Linked DNA regions of Homo sapiens: all the other regions are linked to region 3. A link is a loop called in an ENCODE intact Hi-C map of the cell type or tissue named here. Cell type or tissue: endothelial cell of umbilical vein. All regions are shown on one strand. Each heading gives the region's core, and the rest is flanking DNA. Links, peaks and the distances in the headings are about the cores only. Region 1 overlaps KLF12 (KLF transcription factor 12). Region 2 overlaps KLF12 (KLF transcription factor 12). Region 3 holds the start of LOC105370259 (a long non-coding RNA gene). Region 4 overlaps KLF12 (KLF transcription factor 12).

Region 1 (7,826 bases), core at 2,827-7,826, 340 kb after region 3:
TATTCATGTATCCCAGAATGTAGTAGGTCCTTTGAGGGATATAGGAGGATTGTGACATGGTTTTCTTTTCCTATTTGGTTTCCTGTCTTAACCTTAGTGGAAAATCTAGAAAAATCTTTGTCATTCTTGACACTCTTCTCCCAGCTCTTTCTTACCACCAGCACTTCCTTCATCTCAGTCATCAAAGGCTGTACAGCTCTGAACTGTCTCTCAAATATTTTTCCTCCTCTTTCTTCCCACTGCCACTGTGACCTCACCACCTCTTCCCATGTCCTGTTGTGGTGGGCTGTGAGCTGGCTGCAGTTTCTCTTGTATCACATCAGACATCTTTGTAAGTCAGCTTCCAAATTGCTTCTAGTCCTGTCTTTCTGTAAACAACGCTTAAACTTAGCTTTTGCTTAATAAGCCTTCATGACTCGTCACCACCTGTTATGTGATGCCCATACACTTTTCTTCCCCTTTTACGTCAAGCTGTCTTAAGGCAGGGAGCCTTTCCGTCTTGTTCACTTGCACCCCTAGCAAGTAGCACCCAACAGGCATTACAGAAACATTTTTGAAGAAATGAATTACCATAACATATAAGAAGCTTGATATGGCTCGGCTCTGTGTCTCCACTCAAATCTCATGTCAAATTTTAACCTTATTGTTGAAGGTGGGGCCTGATGGGAGGTGATTGGATCATGGGGGCAGTTTCTAATGATTTAGCACCACTGCCCTACTGCTGTCTTGTGAGTGAGTTCTCAGGAGATCTGGTTGTTTGAAAGTGTGTAGCAACTCCCCCTTCGCTCTCTTCCTCTGCTCCAGCCATGTAAGATGTGCCTCCTTCCTCTTCGCCTTCTGCCATGATTGTAAGTTTCCTGAGGCCTCCTCAGCCATGCTTCGTGTACAAGCCTGTGGAACTGTGAGTCAGTTAAACCTCATTTCTTTATAAATTACCTGGTATCCGGTAGTTCTTTAGAGCAATGCAAGAAGGGACTGATACAACCCTTCATGACCTGACTCCAAGTAACTTTTCTGGTCTTTTCTCTAGTTACTTCTCCAATGAACATTATGTTTTAGCCATGCCAAATTCTGTTTTATTGTTCACCAATATGGGGAATTTCATATCTCTTTAAGATTTTGCCTATGCTCATCCCATCTGTCAACAACAAGCTTATCTCCTAGATCCTGGAGAATGATTGGATCTTATATTTTTTTATTAGTCCAACAGATATTTATTTACTTAATGGTGTAAGTTTCAAGGCTAGGATAGGAGTACTGTTACGAACAAAAAGAGAACTCTCTGTCCTCCTGGAACTTATGTTCTAGTGTAATGGCATATAAAGAGTCTGTCAGGTAGTGGTGAATACTGTGATGGAATAGAATGCACATAGTCCTGGAGGGAGGAGCATTTTTGATATGGTCAAGATGTAGCCTGAACAGAATGGTGGACAATGGGGTTGGGGAAGTGGTTAGAGGCACCTGCTGTAGGTCAGGGCAAGAACTTTAGAATGAGCTTAGAGCTCTCCTCTCCATTGTATATGGGATCAGTTTGCCTTTGCCTTGCTGCTTCCACCTCAGCCGTGGTACTTGGTCTCTTGATATATCAGGAGCCTGAAACCCACTAGCCAGAGTTGCTTGCACAGTTCTAGGCTTACACAGCTTTGTAGCAGTGCCAAAGTACCCTGTGCTTTGAGGATCTCTATCTCTGGAAGCAATGAACAATAGATTGTCATCCTGAATTTAGACTCATTGTCATTTTCATAATCTTGGACAGATTATATAATCTCTCCAAACTTTAATAATTTTCTCATCTAAAATAGCCGTAGTTAAAAAAAGTTGATGTGCGATTAAATGACTGGAATGAAACTCCACAGAACTTTCTCTTTTTTGCCCACTGATATATCATAAATAACTGGAACAGTGACTGGCCTTCAATAAGTATATTGGGAATGAATCAATGTATGAATGATGCAATGAATGTAAAGCACATGAAACAACCCCTGGTACATGTGTTGAATAAATGTTATTGTTATTATAACTGTTATCATAATTTGTAAAATTAGGGAAACTTGTGAGGATATTGTGGTTGTATTGCAAATGTACTTCTTGATCGTCTATGAGGCCTGCCTGCTGCATTGGCACTTCTGCCCAGGCTCATGGTGCCTGGCTTCTGTGTCCAAGCATGTGCCCAGGGAAGGAGGCCTGGCATCATGGACTGGAGCACCCAGCCAGCTTTCTGGTTTCTCTCTACTCCTGTTTCCTAGCTCTGGACTGTTGTGGGTAGGTCCTGAGCATTAGTTTCTGCTAGCCTCATCTCCCAGAAAGGATCTTGTTTCTGGCTTCCTTTTCCAGGACTGAAGTCAATTCTTTTCTTTACCTGACATCAAACCCACTTGTAAGTCCATCTCTACCCTAATACCTGCCTCCACATGTCAGATCTCTCCTCATAATGTTAATACCTGTTCAGCTGAACTGAAGTTTTGTCCTCCTTCTCTAGGGATTGGTTGGTGGTAGGTTAATACTTCTCTTGCCATGATGTTTTCTTGCTTTCTGAACACTCCTCTTATCCATGGTTCATGACTGTGGTGCAGATGGAATGGAATGACGGGCAAGTAGAGGCCCTCACTGAATATTTAAGGAAAGATTTAGCCAACTCACAACCCCCAAGTGTGTGCAGTTTTTCAGAGTATGAATGACAGAAATACTTTTCTAGTACAATTTGTGTAAATGCTGGGGTGAAAAGTGTTATTCGGAAGCTCAGATGTCATTTTAACCATCCTCTGCCCAATGAACAAAGGAAAGTAGGCATGCATCTGTTGTAATCCTTAAAAATGTATTGAGGCCTTTGGAAATGCCAATAGTAAATTTTGGCTCCCAGTTTGGATTGGATTGGTTGCCCTTTTGAAAAGCATCCATTTGCAACTTGAATAAGAACATCTGCTTTTCATGGCTAGTTCAGCAACTATCACTAATAGGAAATATTTTTTAAAATATTAGTATAAACTGCACATTGTTGTGATAGCTTGGCACTTTACCAACATAGGAAACAGACTGATAATTGCTATCAGGAAATTAAAAATTGCTGCATTACATAGACAGTTTTACCAGTCTTTAGGAGAGATACTGTTCCATATGCTTCAATGTGAGGATTTTAATGGAAGGATTCTGTTTTTGAAACCGAAGACAAATATTTCAGAAGAATGTAATTTGGATCATTGAAACATATGGGGGATTTTAGTTGAGAGTCCCAATAGGCCTATGGTTTTGGCTCTTATTTCTGTTAATAAAATACAGTTATTGACATTGATATCCATTCTCCTAAGATGCAAAAGAATGTAAGATGAAAGGCTGGGCTAGAATGGCAAAGTCTGTGTTTGAAGGGATGTTTATTTTGTCCCACTTCTGGTACTTTGATTAGTTATATGCCCTCTATGAAACTGAGTTATCAGCATGAGGATATGTGAGTAGAGAAAAGGATGTTTTTACACTTAGCCATTATAAATTAAATGTAATGCTGAGAGGCATCTGTCCTGAGTATAAAATGTAGAAGGTGAAGTTAGCGTTTCATTGAAGGCCATGAAACCATTTTGAAAATACTGAGTGAGCCACCAAAGGCAAGAATATTTTTTAAAAGCTGGGTAGCAAATGAAGTTACTGGCTAAATTAATTATGAGATCTTCCTAGGATAGAAACATATAATCTCATCAAGTTAAGAAAATATGTGGAAAACTTGACTTAAAGGGAAAAAAAATATTAATAGCTTTGAAATAGCTTTGAAACCAGAGACTGATTCTCCAAATCGTTGCTACTCACCAGTGACCACAAGTTTCACATTTAGTTCCATAGCTAAATTAGCCCAGCTCAGGGAGGAGCTGTTACTGAGATTCCACAATGTCTCTGTTGGGACCTTCAATAAGGTGTTCATATTTTTTTTCTATTGTATTAGGAGTGCATATTGATATAGAGAAAGGTAAGTGAGTGGACAGGTAGGTACATAGAGTATGGTGATTAAGAGTGCTGGCTTGGGGTCACACTCACTGGTTTTCAATACAGCTGTATTGCTTACTAATTGTGTGGGCTTGGGCAATTTAACCTCCTTATGTCTCAGATGCCTCAACATCAGATAATACAGCATCAACCTCTTGGGTTGCAGTGAGGATTAGATGAGCAGCTATATGCACAGCTCTTGGCACATGATCTGGCTCACAGTAAATATGCAAATATCTGTATTATTTTTGTTACCAAGATAATGACAAAATGACTGTTGCTTCATGCCACTGTGTGATTTGTTGCATGGCAGTAGACAACTGAAATAATTACCTAAACATGATTTCAATCTATTAGGTTTGTTAACCCTTACCCAGAGAGAGGGAGGAATTCACTAATGTGCTTGTATATAAGCAAAGGTTTTGCAATTAGTTGTTAACCTGTTAGTGGAACTGGCACATCTGCAATAGGACTTGAAAAAAATTGCTGTTATTGGTGTTTGTGGTTGTTAGGGTAGAAGTGAGAGAAGTTGAATTCTCTAAGAAATCTTTTTTATGCAAACCCCTAATTGCCCTGTAATCTGATTCTGATACTTTTTCTATAGGAAGAGGTACCCACAGGATGTTACTTTTAACCAGTTGGCACTCTTGCATTGCAAACCTTTAAGAATCTGCTATGCCATCCTGGTGGCTCATGCCTGTATTCCCAGCACTTTGGGAGGCCAAGGCAGATGGATCACTTGAGGCCGGGAGTTCGAGAACAGGCTAGCCAACAAGGTGAAACCCCGTCTCTACAAAAAATAGAAAAAATTAGGCGTGGTGGCGCATGCCTGTAATCCCAACTGCTTGGGATGCTGAGGCACAAGAATTGCTTGACCCTGGGAGGCAGAGATTGCAGTAAGCTGAGATCGTGTCACTGCACTCCAGCCTGGGTGATAGAGTGGGACTCTGTCTCAAAAAAAAAAAGAATCTGCTATGAAAGTGTCCCAACCAACTTGGTGCAGTGAATCTTGACTGTTCATATGTCCCTTACATCACTGTCTAGCATAATGTAGATGTGGGGCAGGGGCGACATATTCTTATTTCTCATCACCTGTAGCTGAACGTGAAGATTTAAAGTGGATGTGTATTTCAATAAAATATCATATTTCCTGTATTTACAAAGAGCAAAACAAATAGCAGCAGTTATTTTTGACTTATGACAGGAACCCTTGTTTAAAAGCTTAGAACTGTTGAGTATTGCCTAGCTAGCTCCTTATTACTCCATTTGTGCAAAATGAGTCAAGGTCAGGAGGAGAGAAAGGAAATGACCTGCCTTGGGAGGTTAGGAGGGCACATTGTAGGAGTTGACCTGGAAAGTCACCCCATTGTATGTTTTTATGAGTTCTGGTCATTGAAGATCAGTCCGTTTCCTTGCTGCACATTACATTCAGAATATTTTGAGATGTTGGGATCAACGACTGTTGTGATTATATGGTTTTTGACAGGGAGAGCGAATGTCAGCTCGACTACTGTGTTGCCAACTCTTTTTTTTTTTTTTTTTTTTGAGACCGTCTCCCTCTGTCGCTCAGGCTGGAGTGCAGTGGCACCATCTTGGCTCACAGCAACCTCTGCCTCCCGGGTTCAAGCGATTCTTCTGCCTCAGCCTCCTCAGTAGCTGATACTACAGGCGCCCACCACAATGCCTGGCTAATTTTTGTATTTTTTGTAGAGACAGAGTTTGACTATGTTGGCCAGGCTGGTCTCAAACTCCTGAGCTCAAGTTACCTGCCCACCTCAGCCTCCCAAAGTGTTGTGATTACAAGAGTGAGCCACCACGCCCGGCCATTGCCAATTCATATTTGGTAAATGGGATATCAAGATTATCCTTCTCATCCCGTGCACATGGAATTGGTCAACAGCCAACTAACAAATTCTATGGATGATTTTTCATTAATTCAAACAATTCACTCATGAAACAAGTGTATAAGCATACATAAAGTATTTCTTGAGGGTTGTGTAACATCAAAATGTTTGTTATAAATATACAAAGAATACTACATTACTAAAATTGATAACTGTAATTTTATTCATCTCTTAGGAATCAGTTGAGCTATTGATTCCACAGCAAATGTGTTTTGATTAAGATCATGGCAAGATATGTTTGACAGCAGTTCCAGATTATTAGAATCTAGTACATATTTAAAGTCTACATTCATCTGAGATTATATGTATCTGATCTTAGTTCAGTGAGATACATCTATCAATATTTTGCTTCAAGGACTGTATTGTCAATGCTGTGTAATTACCATGTGTTGTATAAAAATCACACACCTTCCTAGATAGTTTGGAGCATGCTGTGATACTGAACGCTTTTGTTTATGAGGATTGAGGTTAGATCCGTGAATGCAGAGTTGAATATGCTTCACATGTGTTTGCAACAGGCATATATACAGATTGAATCTGCACTAGTTGAAAGAGTTTAACAGTTGAAGCTTAGTTCCCCAGCTGTGAACATTGTTATTTATGGTGTTTATTATAGTTGTGGCTGTGAATGATTCTAGAAAATCATAGAAAGATTTCCAGGAAATCTTGATTTCTTAAAAAAATCGAGAATGTTTTATTTTTTTCACTTGTACGTGAAACTAAACCGTACATCTTGACTTTATTGCATGTAGAATTATTCAAGAACAATATAAATTTAAAGAAAAACCATCATGAATATATAGTGATACTTAAATGTGTTAAGTGGAACACAGACCCAGTCAGGTTTTTATGATTTATCAGTTTTTAACTTCAAAGACTCTGGTTAGCTTCCATTTTTTAAACTAATGAGTTTATCACAGCCAGTGGGGAAAATGGTTAAAGTATATCAGCTGTAAATTGGTACAAAGCACTAAAAGGGACATTAGCCTCTAATCAGATTCTAACAGTTCATTAAATCTGCTTTTCCAGAATCGCTCTTTGTCTTTTCTCCTCTTTTGCTTGGGCCTTCCTTATAAGGCATCTTCTTGCCTTCTCATCTGGGCAAGAACTCCTCCAGGGTAGGAAGCAATATCAGCTCATCCTTCATTGTCTACCAGCCAAACAGCCTACAGGGTGCTTTGTTAAGGTGGATTCCTAGAGCTGCTGCCAGACTCCGGAGAGTCGAGGGCTGGCCGGCTGCAGGAAGGCTTTCCTGAGACTGGATGGTGGTAAGCCAAGCTGGCTGCTGCCAACCTCGGAAGCCAGTGACACATTAGGATTTGAGATCCCTGCCCCATGTGAAAACAACCCACAGGCCTCCATGAAAGGGTTTCAAGTTTAGAACAACTCACCCAAGCTCACCAGTAATATACCACAGTTCCTTCTGCTCTAAATTATCTATTAAGATATAAAATTCTGAAAAAAGGGACAAGTCAAAAGCAAACATTTTTAAAAAGTATCCTGCCAGTTTTGAAAATATTGAACATTTATGGGGAAATAATATTGACAGTAATTTGTTTTCTTCTTTTTATCACCTTATAGACTAGGTGGTGTAGACTTTTTAAATGCTCATTAACTCCAGAGTAAATTTGCTTTTTTTTTGTTGATTCCTTGGAGGCTCTGTATGTTTTATTTCTTGGAACATTTTTCTTAACAAAAAGAAGAGTCAAGAAATATGAGAAATAGTTTCACTATACTGCACTCTGTTGGTATTATTTGGTAATAAGAACATGTAATTTATGATTTGTTGAAAGGAGAGTCGTTTTTATTTATTTATTTTTGAGATGGAGTTTCACTCTTGTTCCCCAGGCTGGAGTGCAATGGCGTGATCTCGGCTCACTGCAACCTCCACCTCCAAGGTTCAAGTAATTCTCTTGCCTCAGCCTCCCGAGTAGCTTGGATTACAGGTGCCTG
Region 2 (7,064 bases), core at 1-5,000, 450 kb after region 3:
ATGTGACTGTCCTCTTTTGTTCACCATTTGGTGGAATCCTGGCGTCACCCATCCATATGACAGAATAGTCCTAGATAGCTGACCTGTGATTATGTGTGAAGTTATCTTTGCTTCCCTTGATGAATTGATTCTGTTTACTCTTAAGTATGGTGACTACTAGCCATAGGTTAATTCTTCAATTTAGAATTTGATTTTTATCGACAAACTAGCAAGTTACTTATGGTCTTTACTTTTTTAATGTTGTTTATTGGGAAATGGGACTGGAATATTGCTGTTATTTGGTTTATGTTTATTAAATATAGGCTTTGATAAGACTTGAGTGTTTCACTCTTATGGCAAAACAAAGATAGGAGCTTGTTAAATAGTGAGAGAAAGGCAGGCAGCCCATGTTTATGAAATATTGAATTTTCACTGTGAGTTCAGAACCCTTTTTTTTCCTACAGATACATTGGTGATTTGTGGTTTATTTTTACCTGATTTTCAACATGGTAGAAACTTATCTGCATTTTTTCACTTCTGGGCATGCACAAGAGGTTGAATAGATTCCATCAAAAAATTGGCTTCTTACGCTCTTGTTTATCTGAAATGCCTACAATCTGTCGATTTCGCTGCTTCATCTGGCATAGACTAGGATAGTTCTAAGATTCGATGATAATAACTGGCGCAGGGAGGAGACAGAAGCTGTCTGTATTGTTCTAAGAGAGCTAGCAGAAAGGAGAAAACTCTAAGCTCCTCATAGACTGTAAAATGCCCAGAAATGAGTTTAATTAGCTCCTCCCACCTCCCTGCATTAAATAGTAAATAAAAGTTTAAAGGAGAAAAGAGGAGGAAGAGGAGAAGGTATGGATACCCAGGACGGATCATTTTAAAAGGTAGATGTTACTTAAGGAAGTGAAGATAAACAGGACAGTCAAATCCATTTGTTAGGTAAAGCAGCTAAAGCAAGAAGATGTTTAAAAAATGGGCTTTGTTTTCATTTCATTGTAAGGTGATATTAGGTACTACCGAATAAGGTAACCTGGCACACTATTTTATTTATTAGGTCAAGTTTCTCCTATAATAAAAAGACCTAGTTTGTGTTTAAAGAAATACTTCTATGATTAAATTACATTTTACTGGTAAAGTATTCTAATGTAATCTACATATTTACTTTTTCACCAAACCTGAAAAGTTTTCTCTGATAATATTTAGTACATTGAATGTTACATATTGGATTTTGATGTGTAATATCTTTTATTTCCCTTGTGAATAGTTCTATTTAAAAAAAACTAATTTTTTCTATCCTGGAATTATGTTCTTATTAAATATGCTTCTGATTTCATATAGTACAAGTGCTGTTATGCTACAAGGGAATTCTTATTCTACATAGTAGATTGCAAGTATTTGTAGAATTATTTTGGCATCTATACTCACTGTAAGAAATACATACATATGTGAAAACATATTTAGTAAGTAAACACCTTTTCATTAGTAGGAACAAATGAAAGAAGGAAGAATATGAGATTCAAGAGGGAAACTTAGTCTTAGAATCATTACCAGCACGGTTTTAAATTGGCTTTTTAATAATTTACAACTCTGTGGCTGTGGTTTCTGTTCCCTGTTTTTTTCTTACTCCCTTAATAATTCTTTTTCTGTTCCAGACTATGTTACTATTTTCTCAGCTCTTTCACTCTGCCTGTTTTCCTTTGTTAATGGGGAAATTTGATTAACTGGGTATTCTGCTTTGTATTCTTTAGAAAACAACTAATTGATATTTGTCTTTCTATCCAATAAATAAAAAAGAGCTACCAATTTACTGGGTGATAATCACATACTCAATTCTTTCTCCAGCCACCTTTATGTAGGGGAAATGCTACTTTGATCATTGGCCAATTGTATGTGTTTTTCAAGACCAAGCAGCTTCACCTTTTTTTTTTTCTTTTAATAATTAGTTCATTTATTCAACAAATGTTTTATGGGCAATTTACAAAGCCAGGAATATCTCCCAGTCCTAGCTGTGGCACTTAAAAGAGAAATTCTTTTTAAAAGCCAGCTCTAGTTTACAGTAGACTAAAATGATTATCACACTGGGGGTCATTTCTGGTTGGATATCAGTTTAGTAGCTCACAATGAGTGATTTTAAAGAAATGAAATAGAATGGAGTAGGTTGAAAAGTATCTGAGAGTGTCACCCAAATAAATATTATTCCATGAAACTTTTGTTCATTAACTTGTTTACATATATGCAAATGTGGTACTGCGGGCAGGGGGTGTGTATATATACTAGTCATGCTGAAATACGTATTTCTTACTGTGGTTCCTGTCCAAAAAGTTTCAGAGAGACCCCACTGCATCTCTCCTTGCTTTCACTCAGCCCCTTCCCTTTTCCTTGCCCTTTCTGCACCTCCCTTTCAAAGTAACCCCCTCAGTTCTAACACCTTTTTTCTCTCACCTTCCCTCCATTTTTCTGTCTTCTTCCTTTTCTCAGTTGTTTTTCTCTGTCTCCCTCCACTCCTCACCATTCTACCTTTTTCTGAGTCTTGATTTTTCTCTTTCATATCAACCAAATCACCTTTTCCAGAAGTCATGTAATATGGAACCATGAGACCTGTAATGAAAAGGACAGTCTTTTTATTGCCATCTAGTGGCAGAATTTTAAAATGACATGAACTGAAAGACACGAGAACTCTAGGTAATCTAGTTATTTTTTCTACCATGCCCCTAATTATTTTTTCTTCCATGCCCCCGGATTTTCCCAGCTAGTTTAGTGTTGCAAGACAGTGTGGTGAATATGACCCTTTTAAGTAAAACTCAAACCTGAATTCGAGACCTAAGTTATCTACTTTGTTTTTAGACTTCGAGAGTATGAAAATTTTTTAGGACTATATTTGATTTGGGCCAAAAAAAAAAAAAAGGTTTAACTTCTACCCGCTTATCCCACTTCCCATCCTATACATTTGCATGTGACTCTATTCAGTGGAAATAAAAATGCTGCATTCTGTGTATCTGTGCTTAGTGTTTTTTAAAACTATGGATTAGGTTTGTTGGCTAAATGGAAGCGTATATATGGCAACTTGTGTGCTACTAGGAAGTTTTGCTGAGAGGTGAACCCACTGAGCAAGGATACCAGTGCCCTAGAATGTCAGAGAGAGAAAATAAAATTAAAATGGACCAGGCACAGTGGCTCACGCCTGTAATTTCAGCACTTTGGGAGGCTGTGGCGGGTGGATCACTTGAGGTCAGAAGTTCGAGACCAGCCTAGCCAACATGGCGAAACCTCGTCTCTACGAAGAATACAAAAATTAGCCGGGCATGGTGGCATACGCCTTGTAATCCCAGCTACTTGGGAGGCTGAGGCACAGGAATTGGCTGAACCTGAAAGGCAAAGGTTGCAGTGAGCCGAGATCATACCACTGCACCCTGGCGTAGGAAACAGAATGAGACTCTGTCTCATAAAAGTAAAATAAAATAAGATAAAATGAAAATAAATGCAATGGACAGTTATGTCTTGGGACAGAAAGAGTTCAGGAAAACAGAATGTAGGAAAACTTAGTAAAACTGAGAGAACTAGGAATAGCCCTTGGAGAATTCATCAGATAAACTGCCTTTTCAAATACTAGGGTCTTAGGAGTTCAGTAGGAGCATGGTAGAATTAGAAGAAGGGTAATTCTTTGCTAGGTATATGGGTTTCTCAGTTCTTTGGGGAGAGAAAGATATAGCAGGACTTGGGTAACGTATAGTAAGAATAAGCTCCTCTGCTGAGAACTGTGGTGCTTATATAATGTGGTTTATATTGTTATAAATGCTCATTTCTAAAATAAAGAGGTTGTGGTGGGGGGAGGAGGTGTTCTCCCCGAATTCTACACTACAATTTAAGCTCCATGAAAGTACCATTTAAGCCTCATTAGCTAATATTTCCCCAACATCGTGTTTGACACTAGTAAATGCTCAATAAATATTTACTGAAGAGATGGATGAAGAAATGAATGCATTAATGTGGGAAACACTGCAGGAACAGTGTTTTGTGTGAGATGCTTAGGAATGCTGTGTGGCCAGTGTAGACGTGCAGTCTGAACCCTGACAGTAGAATAAACCTTCCCATGGTGAAATAGGAGGCTGCCAAAACATAACATGTAACCAGCAAGCCTCCGCACGTCCTCACATCTACCTCACATACTACCCCTCCCTCTCAGTCTGTTGCCATTCCACCAAATACATCTCACGTCCCAGCCATGTTGCGTGGCCCTTCAGGTGACATTCTACCTTTATCCATGTAGAAAGCAAAGGGAAGCCTTTTCTTTCTCTGACAAAAGATCTGGCTCAAATGCCTTCTTTTCTGAAACAGTACATACCAAATTGTAAGGCAATTCATATACCACCACCACCCCCACAAACACACACACATCATCTTTTCTCATTGCCTTACTGCCTTATCCAACATCTGGCACACAATAAACACTCTTAAGTGCAGAATGAGTGAATACCATCCCCCAAGCTGTTGCTGTGGTATGTCAATCTGTAGTCGCCTGGTGTTCTTGAATACATTGTTTCTGCTGTTTCCCTAGTTGTTTTATTTTGTAGCACTTAATATTAGAGAATAATGTTTGGTGGTACCTTATAGATACTTGATGTGATTTAGGTTTTAGTAGTTTCTGGAGATGAACTCCTGTGGGTAAGAAATATTCTTTGGGCTTCCAAACAGTCTTAATACGTAGATATTGCTGTATGAAAATTGTAGTCAGTTCTTATTTATTCTTTTACTCTCAGGTAAAATATTTTACCTGTGAAACTAGGATAACTAATAGCTTTGATTGGATCCAGGCAATTAATAGAATCTGCTAAGTTTCTTATATAATAGTAACGCCAATTTCATTTCCCACTCAGGGCGAAACAAATTATGCCTCCTACCCCACTGCAGTTAACTGCATCAGCATCATGATGCCATAAAATCTGAAAACTGTGGAGTATGAGTAATCCCACTATAAATTGTAATAAAAATTACCTCTCCAGACTCTATATTCTCTCCATTAAGTTCATAGGCAGTGTCTCTTTGTACATAAAGTTTTATGAAATAAATCGACCATTTTTCCTGTCCTTAGCAGATAGCAAGCTGTTTTGATTTAAAAGCTGATAATGGTACAATCAGTTTTTGGTGTTTGTAGAGCATTTTAAAAGCATAAATTTCCTTTAACAAACCTTAAGTAGAAGGGAAATGCTACTTTGCTACTTTTATTTGTACCACAGAGTTAAATATCTCTCTGTGAGAAAGAATAAATGATGTATTTAGCATGGTGGGCCCATTTGTTGCATCCATAAAACAAAGATTTGGTTTTCCTCCTCAGTTCTCTGATCTTAAAAACGTATTAAGTAAACCGCAGCACGAATCTAAAATAGCTTTGTCTGAATTGTTTCCAGTGTTCTGTGTTTAGAAGGCATTTTCAATTTCTTGATTGCTTTTTTGTCTCTTCTGTGCTAAATCCAAGGGCTCCCCCTAATCATCTCCGGTGTGGCCTTTGTCAGACGTGAATGCTGTGAATCAGTCCTCTGTAAACACAGAGACCTTTTAAACAGAGGAAACCTTCTAGAGGCCTAGGTTGTAAATCTCCAGAGAACATGAACTAGACTCTGGAGGAAGTCTTACATTATAAGAAGGGGAGAGTAGGTGGCATTTGAGGCGAAAGTTGGAGAAGCGTAAAGCTTTGGTACTCAAAGTAGGTAGGAGTGTTTCAGACCAGGAAAAGAGTAAATAATGAGAGTAGAGAATGGAGGGCACACAAAGAATGAGGAATACTGTGCTTGTACTGGAAAGTAGCCCATGAGGTCACCTCCCACACAGACACTGCATATGATACAAAATATGTTGTCTACATTACATGTACTCTATGTTACTTATAGGAAAGGACTCAAGATCCTCCGTCTTTCAAAGCATTTTAACTCTTGGCTTGGATATATTTGTTATGTTCTTTGTGAATATAATTTTCTAACCACGTAAGTAGAGAATAGCAAATAAAAATGCAAAGAAAAATAAGTGATAGGAATATTTCTCAATCGTTATTTTTATAACTTGGGTTCCCCAAAATGTCTTCTCAGTAGATTTTTATGGATGCCCAATAGTCACAAAATTTTGTAGCACTTCTCTTTCTGTAGATTTTGTTACTGAAAGAAAATAGATCTACTGATTTTGCTTTACCAGTTTATAGATGCTGAATACCTCCTGAGATTCTCATCTGCCAATTCCCTTCCCAAATTAGGAAACTCCCTTTATCTGTAGGGGCACTGAGGGTAAAAAAGTGGCAGCCAGCAAAGAAAACGTCAAAATTATTATTAAAACAAGAACTTGAATAATTGCAGCAAGGTCTTTCTGGATGGGAGCAAACAGGCTAACACGGCGCTTTAGTCCTTGGAGAGAATACTTTATTACAGCGTAATAATTGCTTTTGAAATAATGACCATTAGTAATGAAAGAAAGGTTAAATTATCATCAGTCCATTTGAAAAAGGTAGCAAAGTATGTAATAAATCTTGTAAATATATTTATTAAAAATCATTTAAATAATATTAAATAACCTTTATAGAGTGCTTATATGTTCTTTCTGCTTTACATATGTTATCTTTAAGCCTGACAATAACCAACATGTAGATATTATTGTCAGTGTTTTGCAATGAGAAAACTAAGACTCATATCACTTTCTGTACCACTTATAAGGGCACAGCTTAAGAGTGGTAGAGCCTTGAATTAAGTCAGAATTTCTAAATACTCCATAGCCATTTTGCTGTACTTAGGCTTGATGCTTTAAAAAGTATGCCTTAATTATCTAGAGAATGTGTCAGTTTTAAATATCCAATTCCATAATTCCTCAAATTAGGTGGCATTATGTTTTTAAATCATTCAGTTTTTTGACAAGGATTAAAATTTATTATATATGAAATCTATTCTGTATGTAAAATAAGTATGCGTGTGTGTGTGTGTGTGTGTGTGTGTGTGTGTGTATGAATTGCGTGAGGTAATTCCATGTTGCTAAATATTGATATTATAGTACTGTATCATGTATTTTCATTTCTTTAGCATCCTGCAGCCTGAAAAACA
Region 3 (7,804 bases), core at 2,805-7,804:
AGAGTATAGGAGAAAAGGAGTGACAAGAAATGATCAGTAAGGAGACAGGTCATGTAGATTCTGGAAGGACCTTATGGACATAACAAAGTTAAAACCACAAACATACAAAAAAAAAAAAAGAAAAAGAAACCCTTTCATTTACTGAGATAGGCACTATGCTAATAAAACATATATACTTTATTCAGTCTCATTCTCACAATCTTCCCACCCCATACCTGGGTATCATCATTATCCTTCAAGAGAACTGAAGTTTAGATAGATTAATTATAATGATCAAGGTTGCAAAGCTACTAATGGTTGGAGTTGGGATTTGAACTCAGGTCTGTCTGACACCAAAGGCCCTTGTACTCAACACCATGCTGTTACTAGAGAGAGAGCTCTTGAATCAAAATTCACATGCACTTTGTTGGTAGAAATACCAGGAAGTTCAAGTACAGTGGATACAGCTCTAGGTCCTTCTAACTTTAATAGAATGGTAGTCTATTCTCTACTTTTTACTGCAATTAAACTTAACTTTGGTCTCATTTCCCATGCTCTTAACACAGTGAGCATCTCGTTGAATGTCCAATGTCTACAATAATATTGTAAAGCATTTATTTAAACTATAAAATAATCAAATTTTACAACATCTAGCTAACCTGTGATCAGACTCTGCAAACAATAAGTTCTGATACACAGCTGAGAAGACATTTTGATTTCAAAAATAGTTGATATTAGCTACTGAATTTGAGGTATGGGTGCCCAAAATATCTGGTGCTTTCTACCTCTTCCTAATTTACATCATCTTTGCTGATTTGTGTGCCTGCTTTTCCAGATTTCTCTCACTAAGGTGTAGATACATATATGTATATCCAGTCAGGGAGGTCTATTCCATATATAGTCATCCTTTCTCATCTCATTCTCCTACACATGAACACTTTCTAGTCTTTTTCTGCCGGTTAAAATCCAGTTGCTCCTTTAATGCCCTGCCCTTCTCACTGGAGCATTTAATATACAGCCCTGCCTGTGGACTGGATTAACCTTCGCCATATATGTTCTGCTTCGCCAACTGACAATGAACAGACTGACCTTGTTGTCTATATCTCTGAGGATGTGACTTTGCCCAGAGAGCCATGCTTGGGGCCTCACTTGCCACCACAGATGATGAGACTTTTGAGCCTCAGCTTAAGATCACTACCAACACTTCTTCCTGGCCTCCCAATCACACTTGCATCTCATGCTGACCAGAACATTTATTTGAATGTTTCAGTTAGTTGAATAATTCCTAACTCATGCACAACTGATTTATCTAACTGTCAGCTTCATTATAAGGTAGTGTAGTTTTCAAACCTATTTATAGGCATTTCCTCAGAAAAGCCCAGGAATCTGAGTGACCTGAAGCACACATTTAATGGCACAAAACCCTAACTGATTTAAAAATAAAACCCACTTAGGACAAAAATAAACCAGGTAGGTTTTCCCTCCTCCAATGCCCTGTATCCTACAAACTGGTAAATTTTAGATCTAGTTCTTTTTAAGAAAGCTCTGCTCACTGGGGCAAAAAATTGTTGTTGTAGAATAAGTGGAATAAGTTTGTTTTCAGTTAGGCCAGTGGGACAATATTCAGCTAAGCATACTCTTTCTAGAAACACTTCAGTGAAAGTTCTGTCCAACTGTTTGTTTGTTCATTTATTTTAACAAAAAACAGACTTTTCCTATGTTGCGTTTGCTGTGCAAACGGAGCTAGCATCCAATGGCATGTAAATCAGGTATAAATTATAAAGGTTTTTATATTTGTCTTCAGGACAACAACGTTTAAAATACTCTGCCTTCTCCAACAGTTTGTTGAAGTGCAGAAGCTGAAAAAATTCTGGGCTTGTAAAGAAACTGCAATGCCTAAAACTCTCCAGAAGTACTCAGAATGACAGGGCTCTTAACCAATAATACGTGAGATTCACGGAACACATTGTCACTACTCAGCAAATAATAAGAGGCAGGTATAAGTATGACATCATTGAAATACAGTCTCATTGGCGGTTCCTCTGTGTGCTGGTTACTGCTCTATTTGTGGAAGCAGCAGCCTTATTCAAATTAACCTTTTCACGCAGAGGGGTGGAGGGAGGTAGTGAGTAATATGCGGCAGTCTTTTCCCTGAAGGTGATGTGCTCTCAAATTCGCTTTGCATTGCCTTTGAGCAGACAAAATAAAAATAAATTCAGCTGTGGCAGTGTTTCACAGGGATAATAGCTGCTGGAATTAGATCAGGTCAGTGGAAAGGAATGAAAAAGAATCTGTGGCTGAGTTCAAGCAAATTTCTGAATTTTATTCTAGCTTTTATTCTTTCCCCCTTATTATTTCTCCGTGTCTCATTCGTGGTGTCAACGGCTGCAGAGACTAAACTTGGAATCCCTCCAATTGGCCATTTGAGAGGGAAATTTCTTTGAATATTAATACCTCTAGCCCATGCTGTCTGGGGGTCTAGCAGACAGGTCAGATTAATGGATGGTTTTCTGGCATTGTACAAATACTCAGGAGTATGAAGCTGATGAGATAATTTAATCACATTTACTGTAGTCTGTGAGGAACTGTCATCCTGTATCCTGTTACTGTTATATAATATAGGGCCTCCAGCTACATCAAGGATACACAAGAGAGCCCACTCAAGTTTTTAACTCTTAGGATTTTGTTTTAACTTATGAGGGCTCCGATATAAGGTGGCTGTCCTTTAATGATATATCTCTTCCTTTCCCAGTTTAGTTTCTGGGACTTCACACAACTTTGCCTAAATAAAATGCTTTGGGTCTTTGGCCTTATTTTATTTTCTCTCTTTAAACTTCTGTTTCACTGTCTATTGTCATCTGTCAAAATCATTCTATATAGAATGTAAAATTTTGAATCCTGCTGTAGAGTATATTTGCCTTGGTCATTTCCTGTTTGGGGAATTTATTTACATTTTTTCCCTTCCCTTATTACCTATTACTTTCTACCTCAAAATTTCTCTACTTGTCAAAGACAAATAAAATGATGGAAATGACAAAAGAATACAGAATGTTGACTATAAATCTGTCAACTCTGCCATAATATGGAGTTGGGCCGAAATGGCTGTATTTCAGGTAAGAAACAAGTTGCTGCCTGCATGTAGCTAAGCTCTCTCTGCTCCAAACTCAAGATTCCTTGTTCCACTATTGCATGTCCTTAAAGAGGTGTTAACCTCTGAGAGCTTAGAGCTTCCCTTACTACTCCACTGAGAGTATTAATAACCGTGTCACCACACATTAACGACGATGTCACCAGAACGACATGACATTCTCATTTAGTTACCATCCCATTCCATGTCTGTACTTGTATGGCTTCTCTAACTTAAAATTCCTTTTAACTGGCTGGACCAAAGGTAGTGAGTTATCTCAAAATTGATTGTTCGCAGTCAATTACAGATCGAACTCTTTGTTCTACCCTTTCCCCCTTCCTCACTACTGCACTTGACTAGTCTTAAAAAAAATAGAAAAAATATATAAAAATTCCTTTAAGTTTATCTGGGTGTTGTAGCTGTTGTTAGGTTCTAAATAAAGCTATAAATATTCAGAAAATAGTAGCTTAGATGAGGATGGTTCGGCTACTACGTTTTCATCACTGCTATTCCTTAAAGTGAATAAATAATGCAAGAGAAGCTTGAATGCAGAGGAGTGCCAGGAAGCTTGTTGACCAGTGGGGAGCAGGTGCTGACTGGGGAGACTGACAGAACAGAGGCAGGAAGGGTGAGGCTCTACTCCCCTAGTGCTGCATGACCGGCCCTGCCGCCACCCTGCCAGTTTTCAGCCAAGGATCACTGTTCAGCTCTTTTCTGGGTAGCTGCCAAAATCCCACCAACAAGTTGTCTAGAGCGGCTTTTAGCACAGCTCTCTGTATGCCGCTGAAACCCACCAGTCTAGGCTGCGGAGGCTTCCATTTCTTGACTCTTCACGGTTTTCTGCCTAATCCTAGCCCTTCCTTTGAAATCAGACTGTTTCCTGCCCTACCTTGGCAAACCACTCCCCACCCTGTTGAGAGGAGTGCAGAAGTTGCTGATTTGACCTGGAGCACCCCACATTTTCAGCTCATTCTGCCTGAATGCCGCATTGTTCCTGTGCTGAATGAAGTTTTGGAAAATGACTTTCAGATGTTAGAGAGTCCCACTCTGCTGCTGTTTTACCCCGTTACCTCGCTTGTCTGCCGTTTATAATCCCATAAAACTCATCGTCTGTGTTTGGCTCTGGACAAAAATGAAAAGACTCATAAAATAGCATCTTAGATGAGCTGGACTGATATAGAGTTGAAATGCTTCAGCTTAAGACCACTACCGAATAATTTAATTATTTGCCTTCCACTAGACTTACCTCTTTAGTTTGTCTGTTTGCTTCTTTTGCGGTAACTCTCAAATCCATTGGGTTATTTTAGTCAGTGCCCACAAATTACTGTGACCCTTTTTATCTGAACTCTGATCAGAAAGCCGCCTAGTTCTCCCCAGTTTTTTTTTCCTTCCCCCCTTCAAACCAGAAAAGTAGCTGCTGAAAGCAGAACAGTTGCCATGGCAACCCCTTGGCAGCTTCCTCAGCGAGTAACAGTGTTGATTTCCCTGGGCCGGGTGGGAGGGGGGTGGAGCTCTAAGGAGGTAAAGGAAGGTTACTGTGCACTTAGTTAATATGCAAAACCACTTACGCAGTGCTGGATGAGCAGTGAATAAATGCAAACAAAGCCATGCTTGATCAGCTAACATGGACTTTGCACACAAGTTGCTCTGTCCAAGGATGCAGATGTTGGCTCAGAAAGAAATTGTGCAATTGGACAGTAGAGGACACAAGAGGTCATACTACAAGAGGTTAAACACTATTTTTGTAATGGTTGGTGAATATGAAGGAAATAAACCGAAGCAGGGGTGTAATTGCCTTGCTTCTCTTTGCTTTGTTCAAAGAAAAACATAGCAATCTAAATCACAGGGATGGTGTTTTCCCTGAAAATCTAACATACTGAAGTTCAAGTTTGCATCAATTAAACTCTATGTAAGATAAACCAATATGTTCAGATATAAGCAAGTATAGCATAATTTGGTTTGTGCTTGAACAAAACATACGGCTCAAGTAGCATCTTTCACCTCCGAGTTTTCAGACAAAGAAGCAGCTTAGTAAATTGGGGCTGGGGTTGGGGGTGGATAGAGGTGGATTCTCTCTCTCTCTCTCTCTCTCTCTCTCTCTCTCTCTCTCTCTCTCAACTTTGATAGATCCCTGTTTGTTTCTTGGGGCCTGGACAGGTTGGAAATCATTTCCCCGAGAGAGCACTGGGGAGACTCTGGCACACGATTCTGCCGACAGAGGTCACCTGCATGAGCAATGAGCAGACGGGCTGCAAGCTGTGGAAGCGGCAGCCAGCCCCTTACCTAGTGGCCTGCAGCTTTGCATGCTAAGGAAGAGGTAGGCTGATGGAAAGCCTGCAGCAGTGAGCCGAGGTCTGCCCAGCAGGTGTCACTAGGGACTTAAAGCTTACCAGACCTTTGGGACCAGGGCTAGGAAAGAGCCATGTAATGATTTATAAAGCTTACTTTAAAATATTTTTGAGAGGCTATATGTGAAATAATTCTGAGGCTTTCTCCTTCAAAGGGACATGAAAATGATAGCTACAGCTTGGTTTAAATGATTTCTGGACTATTCTTTCCAAGGCTCTACCTCCATTTACTGAGTCCCCATTCCAAAAACCAGACAGAGACATAAAACTCATGGAAGGCACACTGAATCCATTCACGATGAGAAAATACATGTGCAAAGCCACAGCAAGTGCATAAAATTATTATGATGATGAAGATCTCTGCTTACAAAATCAGCCTCCATGTCCTAACACCACAGATGCTGATTTTGTAAGTCATCTCAGGATTAAGATCAGAGCTCACTTTAAAAATGCAAATTACCTAGGAGTCCCTGTAAACGTGATGTCAGCTTGTATTTTATCAGTGCTAACAATTTTTTAACAAACCCATATGAAGGCTATCCCTACTTTTAAAAAAAGACTGCATGGATGGTATTACCTGCCTTCTAATTTATGCACCAAGAATGTGCATATGAAAATTTTTTCTAACAATTACATTAGAGAAAATTTGTCTATCCTGAATACGCTTTTTACTGTTTCCCTTTTCATCTTGTCTTCCTGGAAGCTCAATATTTTGAAATGTCATGAATTTCAGTTGCTTCCCTAGCTTAGATTTTCTTCTATAATTTCTCCATCCATCCTGTGTTATTTGAATAGTGACATCCTACCTTGTTTTAATCATATTACAGTTTTAACACATTTGTACTTTTATCTGTACTTTTCGTTGTATACATTACCTCACATCCATTTCAGTGTGGCACACCCTCTTAGAAAGAAGAGAAGAAAGGAAAGGAGAGACAGAAGAGAAAGAGAGAGAAAAAAAGAAGAGGTAAAATGACCCTGCTATCAACATTCAGCATTTTATGATGAATTTGTTCATCATGTTTATCTTCAGTTATCCTTTGGAAGATAGAAAGAGTGAGCTAAGAGTAGTGGTTGGGGAGAGGGTAGTCCTAATTTTGTGTGTGTATGGGAGGATTTCTTGTGCCTAAAAAGACAACTTGAGCACTCAGGGCCTGTGAAATACTGTAGGAAGAGATAGGAGAGTAGAAGCTGGAAACAGAGGTATGAGCCTGGAAAAGAAGTGCATTGGCTTCAGGGCTTGGCTGAGAATTATTAGAAAAATGCTTATACCTCTTTTAGAGCATGTTACAAAGCATGATTAGGTGCACTTTTACCTTGCAATCTCAATAAAATATTTATCAAATAGATATAATCCTTCCCATTTCACAGATGAAAGAAACTGAGCCTCAGGGATGTTGTCATGTAATCACCTGCCATTGTGTAACAGAACCAGGACTAGAAACCAGGTACTCTGCTTGCATTTCTGCTATGGATGGTAACTACAGATGGGGAAGAATGAAAGAAAATCACAGGGAGTATAGGGAAATTATGCAAATAATCCTATGTTTTCTATTCTTTCTCCTGGGGATGCCCCATCACACAATACCACCAAGGATGCTCCCACAAATGAAAACGTCAGTCTGCAGTTATGCAATTGTGGCAGAATTTTATTAAGAGCTTAGTCGGCCATTATACTTCTTTCTGTTTTATGAGAGAAATGATAAATGACTTTAGCAGTATTGATGTCTACAGGCCTATTTTCTAACCGCAACTCTAGCCATTTCTCTAATCGCTTAACTAATATTGTTTTAACGCCAGCTATTGTTATTATGCATTATTAATAAAAGACCACCATTACTATTAATATCACTTATGAAAGATTCCATAAAGAGCTTTGAGACTGCAGATGCAATTAACAAGAAGCCAAATTCTCCATGGTGTAAAAAAAAAAAAAATCAGGTAGGGCTGGCTATAGGCATTTGATCTTATTTAAGTGTTCTAAGGGGTTGTAAGTGAATTTCACATGCCCACAAGAAAAACCATGTGCCCTATGAAGATCAATTCATGCAGTTACTTGTCCTCCTCCATACAAGAGAAATTTGATGAGTTAAAAGAAACTTTCATAAACCTCCAATCTCAAGGCCATGACAGTGGAAATTATTAGCTCACAGTTAAAGGAGCTCATACTTACCCAAAAGGCCCTACTTATAATGGGTGGGAAAAAAAACATATTTACACTTTCAAATAGGATATGGGATGTTGCATAAGTGAGAATGTTGTCGTAATTCTATACCGTAGTGTAAATATACTACAATGCCCATAATTTTCATGGACTTCATAGTATATATGAAAGCTGAGAACATGCACA
Region 4 (5,000 bases), core at 1-5,000, 250 kb after region 3:
TGAGATGGAGTCTCGCTTTGTCACCCAGGCTGGAGTGCAGTGGTGCTATCTCAGCTCACTGCAACATCCACCTCCTGGGTCCAAGTGATTCTCCTGCCTCATCCTCCTGAGTAGCTGGGATTACAGGTGCCTGCCACTATGCCCAGCTAACTTTTGTATTTTTAGTGGAGATGGGGTTTTACCATGTTGGGCAGGCTGGTCTTGAACTCCTCACCTAAAGTGATCCACCCACCTCAGCCTCCTAAAGTGCTGGGATTACAGGCGTGAGCCACTACACCCAGCCGATAACCCCTTCTTCATACTGAAGTTATGACTAAACTATACATTACAGAAAATGTTAATAGCAAACACTTGTATAGCACTTATTTAGCACTTATATTTTTTAGATGTTTATATGAATTATGATCTTCATTTTGTAGATGAAATTAAGGAGCAGGGTATTTATATAGCTTGAATACCTTCACACAATAATGTAGTAGAGGAAATATTAGACCAAAGCATTCTGACTCAGGAGATTGCTCTGAAAACTTTGCTATTCTGCCCTGAGTGTTTTCTTTTCTGTTTTGAAGGGGTGTGTGTGTGTGTGTGTGTGTGTGTGTGTGTGTGTGTGTGTAAATCAGCGATCTGGGGAATTTCATAGCTATATCTTTGATTTTTAATTTCTCTTTCATTACGCTGAGCCGTGGATGCTGGTGATTTTGATGAGTTTTAAGAAGGAAGAGTTGCTGCAGCAAATTGAACTCTTAAAAGCCCCCATCCTCCCACTTATCAAAATTTTAGCTCTACTTACACAATGCTTGAATTTGAGAGTAAGTCAGCATCTTAACATGAATGTTGGAAGCCAGTTTCATTTGATAAATATTTATTAATCTCATCCTGTGAGCCGTGTCTTATCTGAAGGACAGTAATCACAAAAAGAGAAATAAAACTCATCCCTGAACTGTGTGGGACAAAGCCAGTCTTTTGATATATAAATACTTCCATAATAAATACCTACATGAGAAACTATACTACAGGGCACATGAATGGTGCAAAATATTGTGGGGATTCAGAGATGGTAGATAATATGGGCATGCTTTTTCTGAAGAAGTTGCTTTAAAGCTAGGATGTGAAGGAGGTGGGATTTCTGTGAGGTATTTGAGGTGGAAGGAGTGATGTGAGCGGAGTGCTAAGGAGGAAAGGTGTGTATAAGTAGTCTAGTGTGGTTGTCAGCTAAGATATCTTTGTGGGGAGAAAGAATTTTGGAGATGTTATTTGGGGTTGTATTGTGGGTTTATTTATTGTCACCCTAGACAACTGTTGCGGCAATGCAAATGGACAAGAAGGGATCAGTTTGAGAGGTTTTCTCAGATAGAACTTGTAGGACTTGGCAACTAATAGAATGGGAAAGGTCTGGGTGAAGGAGGGGTCAAAGATGATGTCAAGCTTTTAAGTTGAGCTTTGGAGAGGGCAGATGGAAATCAGAAAAGCTGGTTTTCATTCTGGCCTGCTTTGCAGAGGCAAGGATTATTGTGAGAGTTGTTATGAACATTTTTGACTTCCTCAGCTTCGGGAATACTGTTTTGTATGACTATATTATATGTAGGGTGTGTATTTAAGCAGAGGGGATGACTCCCTAAAGGAATCATGGAGAAAATGCCTGTTAACAGCTTTCCTGTGTAATGCATTCATTGTGTCTAAGTGAGTTTTTCCAAGAACCTTTTAGTCAGTCTCAAGTTGTTTGAAAATGGAAAAGGTGAGAATTTGTAGGCATTCTGATGTTGGCACTGAGTTTTTTATACTGGAAGTCTTTTTCATTCCTGAAACTGTTCTTGATACAATGGAGGCTCCCCAGGTCTTCTGGAATCCCAATGTCCCAGGCCGGGGCTGCAGATGGCCAGTGCATCCACTAGGGGTGTCAGTCGTCAGGAGTGGTGCCTGGTCTGCATAGCACAGTACCGTATTCCATAGACCAGCAGCACGAGCACACTTTTTCTCTTCCTCATAGATGCCCTCCTTGATGGCATGAATCCTGTCTGTCTGTGACTGTTGAATCCCTAGCACCTGGCATTATGCCTGATACATGTTAGACTAAAAAAATATAAATGAAGTGATAATGTGTTTTTCCCTTAGTCTGTGGCTATCACATCTGTCCTGTTTATTAATAACCCTGTGATATACAGATTTTGAATTAACAGATAAGTTTTGAAAGATAATGTAGTGGCCATTTATTAGGGAAAATTTGAAGAAAGGGTCCTATATATGTGATTTACCATTTATATATTTTAATGCATTAAACCCACAGTTGAATACTTTCATCTAGATTGTCTACTAACCACACTTGGTCTTTGACATCCATGAGTTGGTGTTCGAGCAAGCCATACTTTTTACATTGACAGCCGTAAGTCACTATTTTATACTGAATTTTGAGCAATAGCTCATGTGTGAAAATTGAGGCATGACAGGACAGTGTTATGTGTCAGACAACAGTTTAGTGGAGTCAGCATTACCATCTTTTGTGTCTGTCATCTTGAATGCAGCACTCATCCAAGCTGAGGCTAAAGATGTGTGAAGAATTTCTATCTTTATCCTAATTGTATTACGCTTTTGAAATATAACATTGATATTTCATTTTTTATTTCCCCCTATTTCCAGAAGTACTGTCCATTTTGTAATAAATCTTTAAGGCCAAAGCACAATATCATTAAATAAAAATTATTTTATAATTTTTTACAGAATTATGTTTTTCTTTTTAGTTTTTAAACTTTTTATGTATTTTTATTTTTTATTTCTTTGGAGATGGGGTCTCGTTGTGTTGCCCAGGCTGGAGTATGGTGGTGTGAGACTGAAAAGCTCACTGGCTTCACCTGGCTCAAGCAGTCCTTCCATCTCAGCTTCCCAAGTAGCTGGGACTACGGGCATATGCCAACTTGCCTGGCTATTTTTTCTTTTGGTAGAGATGGGGTCTTGCTGTGTTGCCCAGGCTGGTCTCAAACTGAACTCAAGCACTCCTCCTGCTTCAGCCTCTCAAAGTACTAAGATTACAGGTAAGAGCCACTGTGCCCAGCTGAGAATTATATTGTCTTAATGTAGCATTTTTCAGATGTAATGTTAGGATAGGGAACCCAAAGATCTGATTAGACCAACTTGGCAGAGAGACTAATAAATTAAAATACCAGGATACTGTTAATTGAAATTAATTAGAAGCAAAGGAAAAAAATGCGTAAATAAAATATTAATTTAAAATGAATTTAAAATGAAATCGTCTGCTTTTACAAAACCTTTCCAGGAACACACATATTGTGCAAAGTGAATCCATAGCTGTATTAAAAAAATAGTAATGGCTATTCGAGGTTAATTTTTTTTTTGCTAGTTATAGATATTCAAATTCTAATAGCATAAAGCATTTTTTTTTCCCCTGGGATGTTATCGTCCCTAAGTTTTACATGTTTTAAACTAAGCTGTAAATTTAGCTTGAACAATTTTAATAACATTTCCAAAGATGTATCTTAAAAAGGAATTTAAAAGAAATACTGAGCTTTTGAAGTCAAACACAACCCCCTTTCTTACAAAAGCAGTCAACTTACTTTAACTGAACATTTCTTTGTCCTGAAGTTAGAAATAACTTCAGCAAAAATTTCTCCACAGGGTTGATATTTTAATGATGGGAACCTTAGGTTAATATGTTCATTTTATACTAGTCGTTTATAGTCATTTGTGAATGGAATGGTGATTGACAAATACATTTGCTTTAATGTGGAGCTGGACTATAATATATATGGATCAACTTCAGGTGTTCATGTCTGTCTGTTCTCCATGTCGAGTACGATTGTACCTTCTCTTCCCTCCTGCACTGCTTTTTGTCGTGGATGACCAGGCTGTGAGTTCTTCCAGATCAAAGATCATATCATGTTGTGTCTGTAGCCCCAGCATGTAGAGCAATGCTAGGCAGCAGTATGTGGTTAATAAATGTTGGTTGAATGAATACATGATTGACTGAATGCATGTATGTCTAACAGTGTTTGCAACTGACAGCCTTTTTGAAAAAATTATTTTGAATAGTTATAAGTTCACAGGAATTCCCCCTCCCATTCCTCAGACACAGGAGATTCCTTGTCTCCTCCCTACCAGTTTTCCCCACTGGTAGCATCTTACATGACGTAATACAGTGCCAAAACTAAGAAATTGACATTGGTATAATCCACAGATCTTCTTCAGGATCACTGACTTTACATGCACTCATTTGTGTGTCCTTTGTATCAGTTCTAGGCAGTTTTATCACATGTATTGATTTGCATGGCTACCACCAGAATCAAGATAACAGATCTTGTGTATGTGGGGTTCCATGCCCACAAGGCTTCCTGTGCTACTGTTTTGTAGCTAACCCTGACCCCTCATAACAGGATTTTAATCATCCTGACCTTGTGCTTTACATTAGCTTCTGCATTAACTATGGCATGAAGAACTATAAGATGTTTCTGTTATTAAGAGACAGCAGCAGTGATTTTATCTGTATTCATTGCCCAGTCCACAGATCATCCCTCATCCATGATCAGTTTACACATTTTCTGTTTAAAAAAATTATCTTAAAGTTGGCTTTCCTAGAGTAATGAATTGTCAACATTATCATAATGGGAGTCCACTCCTATTAATCAGAACTTAGAGACCACATGTTGTGTTCATTATCCAGAAAATGTATCAAGTTGCAAAACTTAAGTAGAATGCTAAAAATTGGGATCCACAGTATTAATGAGCTAAAAATTGACAAGTGCATCTTAGAAAATGCTTCTGTGAGCAAAAAAAATTTGCAGGCTCATACGCAATGAATTGGAGTGTTCAACACGGTTTAATTGGCGGCTGTGGATGTCTTGTGCATAATTGAGGTTGTAAAGATGGATGCATGTGGTAGGCATGGGGGGTCTAAATGGGTGAGTGTGTATTGTAAGGGAATCCGTCCCTTCCGACATACTGCAGGCTGGGTTGCAGATACAGTGATCCATGTTTATGTAAGCAAGGTGGAA

The links. Peaks named below come from ENCODE experiments on the same cell type or tissue, not always from the same donor. Only the 100,000 strongest peaks of a DNase experiment are listed, where the experiment ranks them.
Region 1: it touches region 3 in a loop (3-fold over the local background); 31 of 110 quality-filtered maps call a loop at or near these places.
Region 2: it touches region 3 in a loop (10-fold over the local background); 72 of 110 quality-filtered maps call a loop at or near these places.
Region 4: a loop joins it to region 3, with 2.8 times the contacts of the local background. A loop is called at or near these places in 4 of 110 quality-filtered maps.

Annotation. Positions count from the first base shown.
Region 1 is chr13:73,945,337-73,953,162 of GRCh38, reverse strand. The region is part of intron 2 of KLF12 (KLF transcription factor 12); the gene reads left to right. Among named protein-coding and RNA genes, the nearest start is that of KLF12, 190 kb to the left of the region's middle. In endothelial cell of umbilical vein, for the core only: no CTCF peak of the experiment used is centred there; no DNase peak of the experiment used is centred there.
Region 2 is chr13:73,830,895-73,837,958 of GRCh38, reverse strand. All of the region lies in intron 4 of KLF12 (KLF transcription factor 12), which reads left to right. Among named protein-coding and RNA genes, the nearest start is that of LINC00393, 170 kb to the right of the region's middle. In endothelial cell of umbilical vein, for the core only: a CTCF peak has its summit at 2,631 (motif pointing left); a DNase peak (open chromatin) is centred at 2,608.
Region 3 is chr13:74,284,768-74,292,571 of GRCh38, reverse strand. It overlaps LOC105370259 (a long non-coding RNA gene), which reads right to left and starts at 4,502. Exons shown (of 4, transcript NR_187797.1): 1 at 4,353-4,502. It also overlaps a transcript of KLF12 not described here and the pseudogene RNY1P5. RefSeq lists enhancers at 4,566-4,860, 5,183-5,683 and a silencer at 5,428-5,487. In endothelial cell of umbilical vein, for the core only: a CTCF peak has its summit at 5,448 (motif pointing right); DNase peaks (open chromatin) are centred at 4,591 and 5,471; H3K4me3 peaks cover 274 bases.
Region 4 is chr13:74,037,305-74,042,304 of GRCh38, reverse strand. All of the region lies in intron 1 of KLF12 (KLF transcription factor 12), which reads left to right. Among named protein-coding and RNA genes, the nearest start is that of KLF12, 95 kb to the left of the region's middle. RefSeq lists an enhancer at 4,733-5,000. In endothelial cell of umbilical vein, for the core only: a CTCF peak has its summit at 1,916; no DNase peak of the experiment used is centred there.